Linked DNA regions of Homo sapiens: region 2 is linked to region 1. Evidence: chromatin contacts called from ENCODE Hi-C or POLR2A ChIA-PET data. All regions are on one chromosome and are shown on one strand. Each heading gives the region's core, a stretch centred on a gene start or an enhancer-like site at or near the end of the contact. The rest is flanking DNA. Distances are from core to core; before and after follow the strand shown.

What was found. A loop is a pair of places that touch in the nucleus more often than their neighbours do. ChIA-PET counts read pairs that join two places held with the same protein, here RNA polymerase II (POLR2A). Pooled maps may share reads with other maps.
Region 2: a map of CD4-positive, alpha-beta T cell shows a loop between it and region 1 (7-fold over the local background). The contact joins two enhancer-like sites. A Hi-C loop is called at or near these places in 20 of 168 maps with a recorded cell type or tissue (B cell, CD4-positive, alpha-beta T cell, CD4-positive, alpha-beta memory T cell and 13 more), 22 of 37 single-sample maps with no recorded cell type and 22 of 50 pooled maps. POLR2A ChIA-PET finds 5 or more read pairs at or near these places in 16 of 52 experiments (AG04449, BJ, CD4-positive, alpha-beta T cell and 10 more).

The regions. Positions count from the first base shown.
Region 1 is chr17:64,597,581-64,602,831 of GRCh38, forward strand. It overlaps SMURF2 (SMAD specific E3 ubiquitin protein ligase 2), which reads right to left. Exons shown (of 19, transcript NM_022739.4): 3 at 802-910. Among named protein-coding and RNA genes, the nearest start is that of SMURF2, 62 kb to the right of the region's middle. RefSeq lists a silencer at 4,980-5,029. Within about 2 kb of position 1,936, at least 4 of the 41 ENCODE cell types and tissues checked have a DNase peak (open chromatin) inside an H3K27ac peak, as active enhancers do.
Region 2 is chr17:64,646,074-64,651,683 of GRCh38, forward strand. All of the region lies in intron 1 of SMURF2 (SMAD specific E3 ubiquitin protein ligase 2), which reads right to left. Among named protein-coding and RNA genes, the nearest start is that of SMURF2, 13 kb to the right of the region's middle. Within about 2 kb of position 3,172, at least 2 of the 41 ENCODE cell types and tissues checked have a DNase peak (open chromatin) inside an H3K27ac peak, as active enhancers do.

The DNA of each region.
Region 1 (5,251 bases), core at 686-3,185:
TGGCCAACATGGTGAAATCCCATCTCTACTAAAAATACAAAAATTAGCTGAATGTGGTGGTGGGCACCTGTAGTCCCAGCTACTCGGGAGGCTGAGACAGGAGAAATGCTTGAACTCAGGAGACAGAGATTGCAGTGAGCCGAGATGGTGCCACTGCACTCCAACCTGGGTGACAGAGCAAGACTGTCTCAAAAAAAAAAAAAAATTACCTAAAACTAAAAAAAGAAAACTGTGATGCTATAAAATAAAATACATATCTAGAAACAGATGAAAATACCAGAATAAACAGCCAAAGTTATTAAAGCAGTTGCCTTGAGGATGGGAATCAGGAATGAGAATGGAGCAGGGAACTTGCTGTTTTCCAGTAAAAGCTTTATTGTATCATTTGCCTTTTTAAAAAGGTGCATATACTCCAATGGTTTAAAATAAAATTTAAAAGAAAGAAACCATCCATATAAAGGCAAAAAGAAGCCTATTCAGTGCAACCCAAATCCTTATTTCTGGTTTTATAATTGGTCTAAAGTGGTGAATTAATACCTTTATTTAATTGAAAAAAGAGGTGGGGGATTGCTCTACTGTGAGCCAGTTTCATTTTCTTCTTCATAGAATTTTAGAGATACCTCATCTTTCAAAACCTGTCTATAAGCCAAAGCACATTCCCACTGGGCTTTTCTTTACCCCTTTTGTGATGACCAAATTATACCACAGATGAAACCCAGATCATTTCCCATGATTATTTTCAAAGACTATATCAAATAATTTAATGATATGTTCCATTTCAAACTAATTGTTGAAACCTACAGGTCATAATGCTGATTCCACTTTGGATCAAGCGTATTCTTCACAGTATCTGTAGAATGGCATTGCCCAGATCCATCAACCACCACCTTAGCAAATGGATCAGGAAGTCCTGTGAAAAAAGATTTTCTAAAATTAATAATTTGACATTTAAGATAGAAGATTAATTATACAAGCATTCCATTTGCTACAAAAGATTATTCCATTCTTTTAAAAAAGTTTAACATTTAGCTATAAATGAATAGTCCATTTTTTAAAAAAAAAGACTAAAGTTACTTCTACATTAAATACCAAAACTATATTTTTTCTCGTTTCTGTCTCAAAATAGTCCCAGTTTAAACTACCAAAATCTAGAGGTTACCTCATAATGTGGAAGTTTTTAATAGGTTGTTACCAGCCCTCTGACCCGAGGAATGGGGTCATGAATGGTTACATGAATTCTTGTAACCATTCATGGCTTTTTCTTTCCAAATGTCTCCCTCAGTAGCTCATTTAAAGAAAAAGCTTATTAAAGGTTTTTATACAGGAACACAGGCTACAGAGAAATCAAATTAGCAAATGAGTTTTGCTGAATAACTACCAGGAAAAATCAGACTGAAACAAAAGATGTAACACTCTGCCTTAAAAGAGCTTACTATCTAATTGGAAAAATAAAAATACTATACATGAAAAACAAAACCAAAAATACCTGAGAATAAACAAGTGCTTAGTGATACTGATTGTAACGCAAACACTTATATCACTATGTTAGGTACTATTCTAAATACATTTATCCTTAATCCTTACAATAACCCTACGAGGTAAACACTGTTATTATCCCTATTTTACTGATGAGGAAACCAAGGCACAAGGGGGTCAATTAACTAGCCCAAGGTCACAGAGTAGTAAATGGCAGGGCCAGAATCTAAAGTGTAGATTCTAAACCCATGTCTGGCTCTCGACTTCATGCTCTTAACCACTATGCTGTATTTTACCTCTTATTTACTACGTGGTCCAACAGTGAGTACAAGTAAGAGCTCAGAAAAACAGGAGAAAAGGTTTGAATCTGAACAGTAAAGAAAGGGCTTTGAGGGAGGAGGGAACTCATCTGGGCTTTAAGGCAGGCGTCTCCAACCTCTGCACCATGGGCCGGTACAGGTTCGTGGCCTGTTACAACCGGACCACAAAGCAGGAAGTGAGCGGTGGGAGAGTAAGCATTACAGCCTGAGCTCCGCCTTCTGTCAGATCAGCGGCAGCATTAGATGCTCATAGGAGCTGGAACCCTATGGTGAACTGCGCTTGCAAGGGATCTAGGTTGTGCGCTCCTTATGAGAATCTAAAGTCTGATGATCTGAGATGGAACAGTTTCATCCCAACACATCCCCTGCTCCCCATGTCCTTGGAAAAACTGTCTTGCATGAAACCGGTCCCTGTGCCGAAGGTTGGGGGCTGCTGCTTTAAAGGGCATACAGGAGAAGGAGGACTTTCCTAGCAAAAGGAAGAGCACCAAGGAGGGTATGACAATACAATATTTAAAAGACTTTGAAGAGTCTAACCAAAGAGCTTGTGCTAAGGTGTAAAAGTAAATACTATTGGAAATATGACTGACCCAGTAAGAGAGGCTTAAAAGTCGGGCAACAGGGCTTGGACTGATTGAGGTAGATAACAGGGAGCCATTTCAGGTTCTTGAGCATGGCTGTAACTACAGTCATATTTTTCTATCAGTGGTATTCAGGGCCCACTAGGAGAAAGAAAGACTAGAGGCAGACCATATATGAAGCTGTTGTAATTATCCAACAGTAGGATGAAAAGACCCTGAATGAGGGAAGTCATGTGGAAAGGGAAAGGAAATGACAAGAGAGCTATTCTGAAAGATCTAATACAAATTAATAAGAAACTTGTATCAAAGATGACAATACAGTTTTCAGCCCAAAGCAATAATGAAAATGATTCTTTTGACAAAAATTTAAAAGGTGGAACTAAAAATGTTAGAGAGACAAAAATGTCACTTCATGTGTTAGACATTGGGATAGAGTAGATTTCCTGTGGACAGCTGAAAATACTAGAACAAAACAGCGTTAAGTGTTGGTGACTGGAGAAATTTTGCATGTTGGTATCAATGCTAATTTTTTTAAGATACTAATTTGCCAAGTTTCAAGGACAGACAAATCACCTATCAGTTCCCCAATTCTATGATTCTGTGATCTATCGCTTCCAAATAATAAAGGAGGACCAAAATTTAGGCGTTAAGTTTCAAAGAAACTTGGTAAGTTAGGGTATTAAATCTATTTGACTATATTGTTCTTGAAGCTGAGTGCTATGCATAGTATTTCAGTAACACCTAACCATTTATAAATGTGTTCAATGGAAGAATGTTTTTACCTCCACCCTCAATAAATGAAGATTTCCTCCTGGGAAGAATTCACTCTATCTTGTTATTTTCACTCTACTATTTAAATAAATAAACATATAAATGTGTATTTATGAGCAAAAACAAAAAAATCACATTTCTAAACTTTCCCTTTGGGTGTTATTAAACTAGTTGAAGAATTAAGTCTCTCTGGTTTCTTGCTTTTTTAAAAAAATAAAATGAAAAAGAATTAAGGACTGGCCAGACACAGTAGCTCACACCTGTAATTTCAGCACTTTGGGAGGCTGAGGCGAAAGGATCACTTGAGCCCAGGAGTTTGAAACCAGCCTGGGCAACATAGTAAGACCACCCCCCATCCCCCACAAAATAATTTAAAAGTTAGCCAAGCATGGTGGCATACGTCTGTAGTCTCAGCTACTCAGGAGGCTAAAATGGGAGGATTGCTTGAGCCTGGGAGGCCGAGGCTGCAGTGAGCCATGATCATGCCACTGCACTCCAACCTGGTTGACAGAGCAAGACCCTATCTCAGTGGAAAAAAAGATTAAGGATTAAGAAAAACAACAGCTGACAAAGGACTAATATCCAGAATCTATAAAGTACTCAAACAAATCAGCAAGAAAAAATCAAACAATCCCATCAAAAAGTGGGTTAAGGACATCAATAGACAATTCTCAAAAAAAGATATATCAACAAGATAGGCCAATAAGCATAATGAAAAATGCTCAGCATCACTAAGTATCAGGGAAATGCAAATCAGAACTATAATGCGATGCCACCTCACTCCTGCAAGAATGGCCATAATCAAAAAATTTAAAAATAACAGATGTTGGCATGGATGCAGTGAAAAGGGAACACTTTTACACGGCTGGTAGTAATGTAAACTAGTACAACCACTACGGAAAACAGTGTGGAGATTCCTTAAAGAACTAAAAGTAGATCTACTGTTTGATCTAGCAATCCCACTACTAGGTATTAACCCAGAGGGAAAGAAGTCATTATACGAAAAAGATACTTGCACACGCAGGTTTGTAGCAGCACAACTCACAATTGCAAAAATACTGAAGCAGCCCAAACACCTATCAATCAACGAGTGGGTAAAGAAATGTGGTGTGTGTGTGTGTGTATATGTGTGTGTGTATATATATGTTTATATTATATAATTATATATGTATATATTTATATATAATTATATGTGTGTGTATATATATATATACACACCTACATATACACACACACACACCACATATACATACATACACCATGGAATACTACTCAGCCATTAAAAAGAAATAATCACAGCAACCTGGATAAAATTGGAGACTATTATTCTAAGTGAAGTAACTCAAGAATGGAAAACCTAACATCGTATGTTCTCAGTCACATGTGGGAGCTAAGCTATGAGGATGCAAAGGCGTAAGAATGATATACTGGACTATGGGGACTGGGGGAAAGGGTGGGGGTAACAGGGGATAAAAGACTATACACTGGGTACAGTGTACACTGCTTGGGTGATGGGTCCACCAGAATCTCAGAAATCACCACTAAAGTACTTATTCATGTAATCAAACACCATCTGTTCCCCCAAAACTTATTGAAATAAAAAAATAAAATAATAAAAGAAAAACAATTTTTTCCATACAAAATGTGGCTTCCAGATCCTTAATTAAGTAGGAAAGTCACAGCCTTTTATGTTCCCTTTCTGTTAAATAACACAGTAAACAAAAACACCAGTTCAATACCTTAATAAAAAAATACATAGGTTTCAACTTAACCTGATTATATTATTCTCCAAAAATTTAACTTGAGAGCCAAGTTACTCCCATGTGGTCAAAAACTATCAGGTTTTCTGAAGTTAGTGAGACATCTAGTGGTAAACACAAAGTGGCTAGAGAACTTTCTGCATTTTAAAAAATTTCTCAGCCAGGCACAGTGGCTCACGCCTGTAATCCCAGCACTTTGGGAGGCCGAAGTGGGTGGATCACGAGGTCACGAGTTCAAGACCATCCTGGCTAACACGGTGCAACCACATCTCTACTAAAAATACAAAAAATTAGCCGGGTGTGGTGGCACATGCCTGTAGTCCCAGCTACTCAGGAGGCAGAA
Region 2 (5,610 bases), core at 1,922-4,421, 50 kb after region 1:
TTTTTTTTTTTGAGATGGAGTCCCGCTCTGTTGCCTAGGCTGGAGTGCAGTGGTGCCATCTCAGCTCACTGCAACCTCCATCTCCAGGTTCAAGCAATTCTCATGTCTCAGCCTCCCGAGTAGCTGGGATTATAGGCGCACACCACCATGCCCAACTAATTTTTGTATTTTTGGTAGAGACAGAGTTTCACCACATTGGCCAGGCTGGTATTGAACTCCTGACCTCAAGTGATCTGCCCGCCTCAGCCTCCCAAAGTGCTGGGATTATAGGCATGAGCCACTGGAATTTTTCTTTTTTTTTTTCTTTCTTTTTTTTTTTTTTTAAATTGAGACAAGGTCTGGCTCTATCGCCCAGGCTGGAGTGCAGTGGCACCATCTCGGCTCACTGCAACCTCTGCCTGCTGGGCTCGAGCCATCCTCCCACCTCAGCCTCCCAAGTAGTTGGGACTAGAGGTATGCACCACACACCAGGCTAATTTTTGTAGTTTTTGTAGAGATGGAGTTTCACCATGTTGCCCAGGCTGGTCTCGAATTCATGAGCTCAAGCGATCCATCCCTTCAGCCTCCCAAAGTGCTGGGATTACAGGCATGAGCCACCACTCCTGGCCCTATAAAAATTATTTTTAATGACCAGCTAAAACTTGATCAAGTCCTTCAATTTTGTTGAAAACTACAGAGAGAAATATGCCTGACTTATGAAAAGATGCTACCCAGTCATTGATATCACTGCCTTCTCACCAACATTCTGATTTGTCTCTCTGGTGGTGTGGAAGGCCTCTCACCACAATGTACTATTTGGGATGTCTGGCTAATGTGCCTTTCTTTGTAAAGTGGAAGGTAGAAAATATGAAAGATCAATCGTAGAATCTAGAAAGCCCCCTTAGAAATACCTATGGGCTTTCATTATTTTATTTCACCCTTACTGCATACACCATTAACTCTAGCACTGACTGTGGTTATTTCATCCATCAAGTCTTATCTGTTTGGTTACCTGCAAGTTCCCTGAAAGCAAGATAAAGGTCTTAACCTCTTCTTAAAATCCTAGAGCCTACATCTCAGTGTTAGGTGCATGTAAGACTCCCAGCAAATGTTTACTGAATGAATATGTAAATATGAGCATATTTCATCATTATTCTTAGTCTTCTTCCTTGCTAGAAAAAATACAATTAGGGGTTAACTAAGCTGGAAATCAGAAGAAACTGAAAAAAAAAGAAAAAAAAATCAGAAGAAACTGGGAAAGAGAAAACTAAAATATATGAAGCTTCAAATTTTATCACAATGAACTTTTGGTACATCTATCCTCATTTCTAAAGAACTGGAATAGAGGCCGGGTACGGTGGTTCACACCCGTAATCCCAGCACTCTGGGAGGCTGAAGCGGGCGGACCTGAGGTCAGGAGCTTGAGACCAGCCTGGCCAACATGGTGAAACCCTGTCTCTACTAAAAATACAACAATTAGCCAAGCATGGTGGTGGCAGGCACCTGTAATCCCAGTTACTCCGGAGGCTGATGAAGGCAAATCGCTTGAACCCAGGAGGGGGAGGTTGCGGTGAGCCGAGATCATGCCATTGCACTTCAGCCCGGGTGACAGAGTAAGACTCTGTCTAAAAAAAAAAAAAAAAAGATTTAGGGAACAAATTTCGTCAGATAAAAGGTGCTCATTTCACTTTCACTGGTTCAGATTACCTACAAAGACACCTTGGTAGACACAGTGGCTCATGTCTGTAATTCCAGCTACCAGGGAGGCTGAGGTGAGAGGACTGCTTGAAACCCAGAGTTCAAGACCATCCTGGGCAACAGTGAGACCCAGTCCTTAAAAACTTTTTTTCTTAATTAGCCAGGCACAGTGGTGAGCAACTATTGTCCTAGCTACTCAGGAGGCTGAAGCAGGAAGACTGCTTGAGCCTAGGAGTTCCAGGCTGTAAGTGAGCTACGATCATGCCACTGCACTCCAGCCTGGGCAACACAGTGAGACCCTATCTCTTAAAAAAAAAAAAAAAAAAAAAAAAAAAAAAAAAACAGGATCTCAATAGTAATTAAATGAGACAATAAATGAGAATATCTTAAAACCATAGAACTCTAAAAAAAAATGTTAAATTATCTTCCTAACATTGACAGACTACTTACATGTGACTTTTCTTAGATGATAATCCAGCAACAGATTTTATTCCAGTGAATGTTAGTGATCTTCATTTTGTTAAGCAGCAAAATTTGCAGTGTGGTAAAACAGTTCTATCCATCAAGTCAAATATTAACAAATGAACACTTCAGTCCTATATCTTTATAACTTAATGATGTTGAAATTACTAAGGTATAAATGTTAGTTAATTCAATAATGACATCACAAAGAGAGATCTTATTTGTTTCAACTGAGGTCCCTGAGATCACGAAAGCCTGTTTTCAATTTCATCATTCTTTAATTCACAAATGGCTCACACATGTAACTCCAGCATTCTGGGAGGTCAAGACTGGAGGACTGTTTGAAGCCAGGAGTTTGAGACCAGCCTGGGCAACATAATGAGACTCCATTTCTACAAAAAATTTAAAAATTACACCAGCATGGTGCCACATACCTATAGTCTCAGCTACTCAGGAGGCAGAGGCAGGAGGATTACTTGAGCCCAGGTGGTCAAGGCTATAGTGAGCCATAAGCCTGAGCGACAGAGTGAGACCCTGTTTCAAACAAAAACAAAAACAAAAAACAAAACACACACACACACACAATTTATTGAAGTACTACATATGCAGCACTATGTTAGAGATGGTATTTTGAATCTATCAAATGCCGTTTTACTTTTCCTTATAGTTTTTTTTCCATCCTTCTTTCTCTACAAAATTCCCCAAGTTCAACTGTAAAAAATCTCTATCAACCTTATTTATGGTATTAGATTCATACAATTCTGAATAATCTTACCAACCAATCAGTGTTTTCTTCTTCACTGGAGGAAGAAAGTTACATGTAAAGCCTGATGACACAAAAATCACAAAAATAAAAACAGAATTACTAATGTTTGCAACTCTACTATCTACTCCTACAACATGTAGCATTTAAAGAGTTTACATAAGAAAGCTCACACTAAAGTATGATTTTTCATTACACATTGGAGTCAAATTTTCAGTTTCTAACTCTTCAACACCATTTATTCCAAGCACACTCATTTAGACTTTGGGTTTCAGTTTTACAGGTTTTTACATACCCTGACATCTATCAGTGCAGAAATACCCCCATCTACTGGCAAGAGGTGACGCTACAGGCTACTTTTGAAAGCGCCAGCATGCTACAGAGGAATTTATCAAGTCATAAAGAGTTCATCCAAACAGCTCCCCAATCTACAATCCAACTCCAAAATCCTGAGCCATCTTCTACTTCTTACCAAACATTGGGGGATGGAAGGAACAGAGAAGTATAGTTAATCGGTTAAATGGCTGCCATATTAAGATAAAAATGGTTTATAAAAATATATTTTTAAATATTTAAAATATTGAGGCCGGGTGCAGTGGCTCATGCCTGTAATCCCAGCACTTTGGGAGGCTGCAACGGGCGTATCACTTAAGATAAGGAGTTTGAGAAACAACCTGGCCAACATGGTGAAACCCTGTCTCTACTAAAAATACAAAAAATTAGCCAGGCATGGTGGTGCGTGCCTGTAGTCCCAGCTACTGGGAAGGCTGAGGTGGGAGAACTGCTTAAGCCAGGGAGGCAGAAGTTGCAGTGAGCTGAGATTGCACCACTGCACACCAGCCTGAGTGACAGAGCGAGACACCATCTCAAAAATAAAATATTGAAAATATTTGATTAAAATATTGAAACATAAATACCTAATTATATTTCATTATATGAATACTTCATGATATGCTGATACAAGACATTTATGCCTTTTTTTTCTTGCCTAGCTAGGATTTCAATCCAAAATGCTTACTTTAAAAGACATGTATCATTTAAATAAATATATATTAATCATTATTAATGTCGTACCTGCTCTTATAAAATATAATCGGTTTTCACCAATTTCTTTAAAACAAAATCCGTGGTCAAAAATGACAAAGTACGTTTACAAAAAACTTTACACCTTGAACAGTATCTTTCATGTACATTATTCCATCATATTGCTAAAATAAATAAGACTTGCCTTTTTTTTTTTTTTTTGAGACCATGTCTCACTATGTTGCCCAGGCTGGTCTCGAACTCCTGAGCTCAAGCAATCCTCCAGTCTCAGCCTCCTAGACAGCAGGGATTACAGGCACACACCATCACACGGGTTTTTTGTTTTTTGTTTTTTTTTTTGGTATTTTCACACCTGGTTTTAACGCTGTCATTTTAAGCATGCATTTATAACTAAAGGCACAAGCACAGAGAAAATAAGTGATTTGCTTAGATGCACAAAGCTTATACATGGCATAACTAGGATACGAACTCACATTTTCTGCCTCCAATTCTATACTCTCCACAACATTCTGACTACCTCTCATAAAATGACCAGGCACAGTGGCTCATGCCTGTAATCCCAGCACTTTGGGAGGCCGAGGTGGGCGGATCACTTGAGGTCAGGAGTTCGTGACCAGCCTGACCAACATGGTGAAACCTCATGCCTACTAAAAATACAAAATTAGCTGGGTGTAGTGGCAGGCACCTGTAATCCCAGCTACTGGGGAGGCTGAGGCAGGAGAATTGCTTGAACCTGAGAGGCTGAGGTTGCAGTGAGTGGAGATCGTGCCTGGGCAATACAGTGAGACTGTGTCTCAAAAAAACAAAATTACCAAGTATATCTTACATAGAAAATGAGATCTACATTATGGATTTCTGCTTTGTGACAGTGCCTAGGAATGCACGGTGGTTAAAAAAAAAAAAATCTGCTGGCTGGGCGCGGCGGCTCACGTCTGTAATCCCAGCACTTTGGGAGGCCGAGGTAGGCTGATCACCTGAGGTCAGGAATTCAAGAACAGCCTGGCCAACACAGCAAAACCCTGTCTCTACTAAAAATACATGGTGGCGGGTGCCTGTAATCCCAGCTACTTGGGAGGGTGAAGCAGGAGAATCACTTGAACCCAGGAGGCGGAGGTTGCAGTGAGCTGAGATCGCGCCATTGCACTCCAGCCTGGGCGACATAGCAAGGCTGTCTCAGAAATATATATATTTTTGTGTATATATATATGCTTACATTTTAATAAAATTAAGTTTCTTCCTTTCTTTTGCCTTGGAGAAAAAATATACACATAAAGCTGGGCGCGGTGGCTCACGCCTGTAATCCCACACTTTGGGAGGCTGAGGCGGGTGGATCATTTGATGTCAGGAGTTCAAGACCAGCCTGGCAACATGGTGAAACCCTGTCTCTACTAAAAATATAAAAATTACACGGGCATGGTGGCGCGCGCCTGTAGTCCCAGCTACTCCAGAGGCCAAGGCAGAAGAACTGCTTGAACCCAGGAGGTGGAGGTTGCAGTGAGCCAAGATCGTGCCACTGCATTCCAGCCTGGGCGACAGAGCAAGACCCTACCTCAGAAAAAAAAAAAAAGAGAAGAAAAGAAAAGAAAAAATATACACATAAAATAATGCAAGCAAAAACAGGCCAGGCGCAGCAATGGCTCAGACCTGTAATCCCAGCACTTTGG